2 separate regions of the Homo sapiens genome follow, and region 2 is linked to region 1. The links are chromatin contacts, found by Hi-C or POLR2A ChIA-PET in ENCODE. All regions are on one chromosome and are shown on one strand. Each heading gives the region's core, a stretch centred on a gene start or an enhancer-like site at or near the end of the contact. The rest is flanking DNA. Distances are from core to core; before and after follow the strand shown.

Region 1 (2,790 bases), core at 216-2,715:
CACGTCTCCTGAGTGCTCATGAAGGGAAGAGAGGCCTGATTGATTTCTTCAATGTAGAGACCAGAGCCCAAGCAATACTGTACAATCCAGTTGCCTCAGTATTGCCCTTGAAAATGGATTTCACGTTCATTCTAACAGCAGCAGGAACTATAGCCACCCTTGCTGCTGCTGCTGCTGTAGCAACATTATTAATAGTAAAAAATCTAAGTTATTTAAAGAAGTGGACAACTAGGGATAATCAGAATACTAAAGAATCTAGTAAACAAAACAAACAAACAAAAAAACACGCCTGTTTTCAAGATGGATACCAAAATGGAACAGGAAAACACACAAAGAATTGGATGAGAAGGAACAGAGACTAGATGAAGAGGACGGGGAGGAACAGGGAACAGACCAAGGACTGGCAGAGAAGGAACAGGGCACACACGTAAAAGTGAACGAAAAGCAACAAGACAGCCAAATTTCTTAAGTGTAACATAAAACTTGGTTAATTACAGACAGGCAACACATGCCGATCAAACCAAGAGGGAGGGCGCTGGACCACACTGGGCTCTTTTTTGAGGACCACAGGGCAGCGGCTGGAGGCTAAAGCACAGACTTGGCTGGTGTGAGTGGCACACTTAATTAAGGTCACTTTCCTGTAAAACTGGTTTCCAGAGACAAGGGTCAGCGGCGGGGCCAGCATCTTTTAGAAAGGTGTGAGGAAAGGTACGTGGAGGGAAAGTTGTCAGTGTGATCTTATTTCTTGACAGAAGTTTGACTTTTGATATTTCAAATCCTGCTGATGAAAAAAGAAAAAAACCTAACATGTGCTCATCCCGCTTTCGCACAAGAGTCTGTCCCGGGCTCGGCAGCTCCCCCGGGGCTGGACAGGGCGGAGCGGCGGACGTCGGACAATGCGCGCCACCTCACAGAGCCGGGCGCGGCGGGCCTCCAGCCACAAGGGGAGGGCGCCGGGCTGCACATGGGCCCCTCGGGGAGGCGAGGCCTGCGGGCGAGCCCTTCTGAGGGCAGGGGGTGAGGGGGCGGCGCCCGCCAGCCAGGACAGCATCCTGCCGCCGTGACAAGCACGCCTCCGGTTGCCAAAACAACCCAAAAATGTGCCTCAAAACACGTTCGCAAAGCCCCGGGCCGGCCGGTCGCCTGCCTCTCACCTAGCCCGACCGCCCGACGTCCTACTGCCGAGCGAGGGCGAGCAAGCCAATGTGCCTAGCCTCCTTTCCCCGATCCTCCCCGCCCCGCCTTCCCGCTTCTCCCGCCCCCGGATAGCTCAGCAGCCTCCATTTTCCAGATCTTTCTCGAACCCGCAGCTTCTTGGGCAGCCGTTGCCCGAGTGCTGACGGAAGCGGCCGAAGTCCGGGCCCGGAGCTGGCTCGGGCGCGGAGCGGAGGCTCGCGCGCCTCCCGGGCAGCCGAGCGCGCAGGCGCAGGTCCCAGTAACCGCCGGTTGGAGGCGGCCGAACCGCAGTAGGGAAAGACCCAGGCTGCGGGACGCGGTGCAGGCTGCGGCGCTGACGGCCTCTGCTCCTTCCGCGGGTTTCCGACTCCCTGCCCTAGATTTTCTGCTTAGCGACTTGGGGTCCCCTCTCGTTTGCTTCTGGTAGGAGTCGCAATCCCAGCAGCAATAGCCCAGAAGAGGACACGGTTCCCGTACCGAAGGGTTCAGTACCAGCAGCCCGACCATCACGCGGCGGGATGTCTGTGGTTGGCATTGACCTCGGCTTTCTCAACTGCTACATTGCTGTCGCGAGAAGTGGCGGCATCGAGACCATCGCCAATGAGTACAGCGACAGGTGTACCCCGTAAGTGCCTCTGCTGAGCATCACCTCGACCCTAAGAAACGTTTTTCTCTCCCGTCCTTAACGTTTGTCCTGTCTGCTCGCTTCCTCGGATTTTCCCCTAACGTGCGCCGAACCCCGAGATGACAGGTGCAACCCGTCAACCGCAGTCCCTAGAGACCGCCGGGTGGCAGTCGGACTTCCTCGCCCCGCAAAGCTTCTTTTCCTTCAAGGACGAGGGACCGCACTAGTTTGCGCAGCTCTCTTTTCTGTACCTACGCACGTCCCCTGCCTCGTGCCGCTGTCCCCCAACGCCTCTTTTGCTTGCGAGGAAGAGGTTGCTGTGGGACAGCCCCTGGCGTCCGGAATATTGAGAAAGATCTCCGGTTGCCTCTAACGAGGTTTACGTGGGATTATCGGCCCCGCGCCAGCTGCCCTCCTTCCTTTCCCCGTCCCTCTGGGTGACAGCTTTTTCTCAGAAAAGTAAAAAGTCAGCTTCGGCTGCACACGTCAGAGATGAATTGCAGGTTCATCTGGCCCCGAAAGCCTTTTTTTTTTTTTTAAGGGCGGGGAGTGAGGCATGTGGGGTTTTACAAAACCCAGTGCCCTTGAGAACTGCAGGTAATGGAGCCGGTTTACAGGGCCAGGTCAATGGTGCATTGATAGGGAGAGCCTCGGGATGGGAGTCACTGGCCTTGTGCATTGGTAACTACGTCAGTTGCTGGAATGCGGCGGGGTTGGGTCGGACCAAAAGCGTGTTTCTGCAGAGTGAATTGCCGGAGTCGGGGGCAGCTGTCCCGTATAAACATGACTGTGGAGTGATTCTATTATGAACGCTTAATGAAAGGCTTAGGAGGAGCGGCGTTATGTCATGGAAACATGTTTCCACATGTTCCGTTGTTTCTCTGGCCTGGGAAGTTTGTTGGCAAGGAATATAATGAAGTAATTCTGAAATATGAAAAACTAGTTGCTGCTTATAGGCTGCTGTTACTGGTAATTTTATGAGGAAACCA
Region 2 (3,017 bases), core at 4-2,503, 1.0 Mb after region 1:
TATGCCTTTTGGGTTCGATATTCAATTTTGTAATTAGTGATCACTGTTCCTATTTATTTATTTATTTATTTGAGACGGAGTTTCGCTCTTATTGCCCAGGCTGGACCACAATGGCGCATTATCGGCTCATCACAACCTCCACCTCCCGGGTTCAAGCGATTCTCCTGCCTCAGCCTCCCCAGTAGCTGGGGTTACAGGCATGTACCACCATGCCCGGCTAATTTTGTATTTTTTAGTAGAGACAGGGTTTATCCATGTTGGTCAGGCTGGTCTTGAACTCCCGACCTCAGGTGATCCGCCCACCTAGGCCTCCCAAAGTGCTGGGATTACAGGCGTGAGCCACCGCGCCCGGCCTGAATGGGAGTTTTTAATCCGTACTTTTTTCTTATTGAAGTTGAATGTCATATACCCCTCTATTTCCCTAGATGAATCCATGAAAGAAGTATGTTGCCCTCTATATGAAAAAGCAAGCTTGTCTTCTGCAGAAAATCAGTAACCACTCCTTTTTACACATAAATACCCCCAAATGAATCTCCGATGACTGATCTGATACTAGTCTGCAATTCTAGTTTTAGCATTAGGCTCACTCCTCATATTTGGGAGAAGATGTCCAATTCTGTAGTAATGTGTAACATAAAGTGGTGTCAATTTATAAATAATATCTTCTAATGAATTAATGCTCATTTGCAATGATCACTTCCATACAAATTTAGGTAAAGATGTTATTCAGAATTGGATTCTCTCTATTTAAAAATGTCATCCTAATGTGCAACTCCCTAAAACTGTTACTACAAACAACTATTTTGCCACTCAGCCTAAAAATAAAACCTTTCACCCAAATGACACATCTTAATAGCCATATTTTAATCTACGTAATTTTAAACTATTCTGAAAGAATCCATTTCTAGATGTCAGACAAGAGTTGAAACTGGGACAGCAGTTTGAAGGGGCTAATTTAAAAACCCACTTGCTTGGAGACACCTCAAGAATTTCTAGGCTCACAAGGTGGGTGAAGTAAGGAAAGAGACTAAGAGCTGAACAGTGCCGTTCTTTGCGAGCCCCCACTGGCGCAGGCTGAGCCGGCTGCGGCTAGGGCTGCGAAGAGTTAACGAGGGACCGAGCCCCAGCGCCGCGGGCTCCCCGCATGCTCCCTCCGCCCTCCCGTCCCCACCCTCTCGTTTTGGCAAGGGATTAAAGTGCTCCCCCCTGTGGCAGCAGTGACCCAGAAATGAGTTTGATTCACATAGTCCTTCCTCCATAACAAGCCAAACGCCAGACCGAGAGTGCCTCCGTGCGCGAGTGCCCGGTGTGTGCGCGCCGGCGAGAGCAGGGGCCCGCCCGGCTCCCCGCCCGCCGCGGCCCGAACTCATGCAGCTCCGAGCGAGCGAGCGGCGCCCAGCCCAGCGCCTCGGCCGAACCCCTCCGCAGCAGGTACGCGCGCGGGCCGCGGGGGGCGCGCGGGGTGGGCGCGCCGCGCGTGTGTCCGCGCGTGTCCGCGTGTGGGTCCGTGTGCGCGTCCCGGTCCCGCGGCGGCGACGGCGGCGGCGGCGGCGGCGGCTGCAGGACGAGCCGAGAGGCTCAGCCATATTTGATGGTTTTGTTGCTTTGCTCGGGAGTTCTCGGGAGTAATTTAATGCCGAAGGTCGCTGCCTAGTGGAAATAATATAATACGTCATTAATATGGCGCCAAAAGATTGGGTTCTCGATCTGTAGCGAGGAGGGAGGGAGGCAGCCGCTGAGCGCAGCGTTACTATCCCACCAGTAACTTGGGCATTGCCGGGGCGGGGGCCGGAGGAGGAGGAGAGGATGATTTTTGGATCCTGAGAATTGATCTATGTTGGATCAGTAAGTTTTATTATGATTTTTTTTTTCAAATTTGGGGGGCTGAAGACTTAGAGCTATTTCTTCTTTTGGATTTGCGAAGAACATGCGGTTTTCAGGTGAATCATCAATTAAACGCGTTTAGGAGCAGAAGCCCAGTTTAAGTTGGCTTTAGTTTATAGGTTTTTTTTTTTTTTTTTTTTTTTTAGAAAGCCAAAGTGCATTAGGCTGCATGAAAGTGGAAAGCATAGTAGCAACTTGGTAGACAGATGGCAATGGCAGAACGCAGGTTCGCGTACATATATGAATCCAGAGTGTGTGAGACCGTGTGTGTGGTGGGACTGTATTTGTCCAAACATAGGTGTGCGTAGGTACATCTGTGTGTGGTGGCCGCAGCCCTGGCTCTTGTCACCGCGTCACCACATGTCCAAAATATTCATTGCATCAATTCAAGGGCAGTGAGAGGGGGGTGGGGGTGGGGGTGGAGGGACAGTTTGGCAATTAGATTCTTCCGAACTGGGCTTCCAGTGATCAGATCTTTTACTTACAGCGCGACTGCTTGTAAAGTGTAAAACCCCTTAATCGATGAAATGGGGTAGGAGTTGGCGTTGGTAGAGCAAAGTACCGATTAATCGTGAACTTAAAGGGGATTGCAAATTGCAACCTTTGGCACCATCTGCAAATTGTGGGGGTGGGGTCTCTTGGTCTCCTTGCTTCCTTAAATGAACGTGTAGTGTGTACCCCGGGACTGCAAGTTGCAGAGCCCTTCAGTGCACGTGTCTTGTGCCTGTGAGTCTGTGTTTGCGAGTTGGGGGCTGTTGTTCGGTAGCCAGCAGGCTTTCCGGGTTGCTCGGCATTGGCTTGCAAATGCGGGAGAGGGATGGAATGTGGAATGTTGACCGGGGAACCGAATCCTGTCGGAACGGTCCCATTTGCTGGAGAAATTCGATCCCTTCCACCTCCTTCCCGCTCCCCCCCGCCCGCCTTCGGGCAGGAGGCGGGGCTGAGGACGCGGCTGCTGCTCAAAGTGGCGGAGCGCGGCGGCGGGAGGCAGGTGCACGGCACCCGCCAGTGGGGGTGCCTCAACTTCCGCGGGCGTTTAAATAGCAGCCTCTCTCCCCTCCCACCGGTAATAGGTGACCTGGCGGCCGAGGGCGGCGGGGGAGGGAACCGGGGGAGACTCGGGAGCGAGCCTC

The links. Hi-C counts contacts between places; a loop is a spot of excess contacts on that map. ChIA-PET counts read pairs that join two places held with the same protein, here RNA polymerase II (POLR2A). Pooled maps may share reads with other maps.
Region 2: a map of GM12878 shows a loop between it and region 1 (16-fold over the local background). The contact joins the promoter of JADE1 here to the promoter of HSPA4L in region 1. A Hi-C loop is called at or near these places in 2 of 168 maps with a recorded cell type or tissue (GM12878 and naive thymus-derived CD4-positive, alpha-beta T cell), 13 of 37 single-sample maps with no recorded cell type and 25 of 50 pooled maps. POLR2A ChIA-PET finds 5 or more read pairs at or near these places in 1 of 52 experiments (activated CD8-positive, alpha-beta memory T cell).

Annotation. Positions count from the first base shown.
Region 1 is chr4:127,780,857-127,783,646 of GRCh38, forward strand. HSPA4L (heat shock protein family A (Hsp70) member 4 like) reads left to right here and starts at 1,466. Exons shown (of 19, transcript NM_014278.4): 1 at 1,466-1,801. The coding sequence starts at 1,695. RefSeq lists silencers at 827-996, 1,277-1,346 and enhancers at 1,487-1,636, 1,536-2,528, 2,137-2,216.
Region 2 is chr4:128,808,447-128,811,463 of GRCh38, forward strand. JADE1 (jade family PHD finger 1) reads left to right here and starts at 1,254. Exons shown (of 11, transcript NM_199320.4): 1 at 1,254-1,431. RefSeq lists silencers at 1,077-1,556, 2,067-2,186, 2,817-3,017 and an enhancer at 1,657-1,766.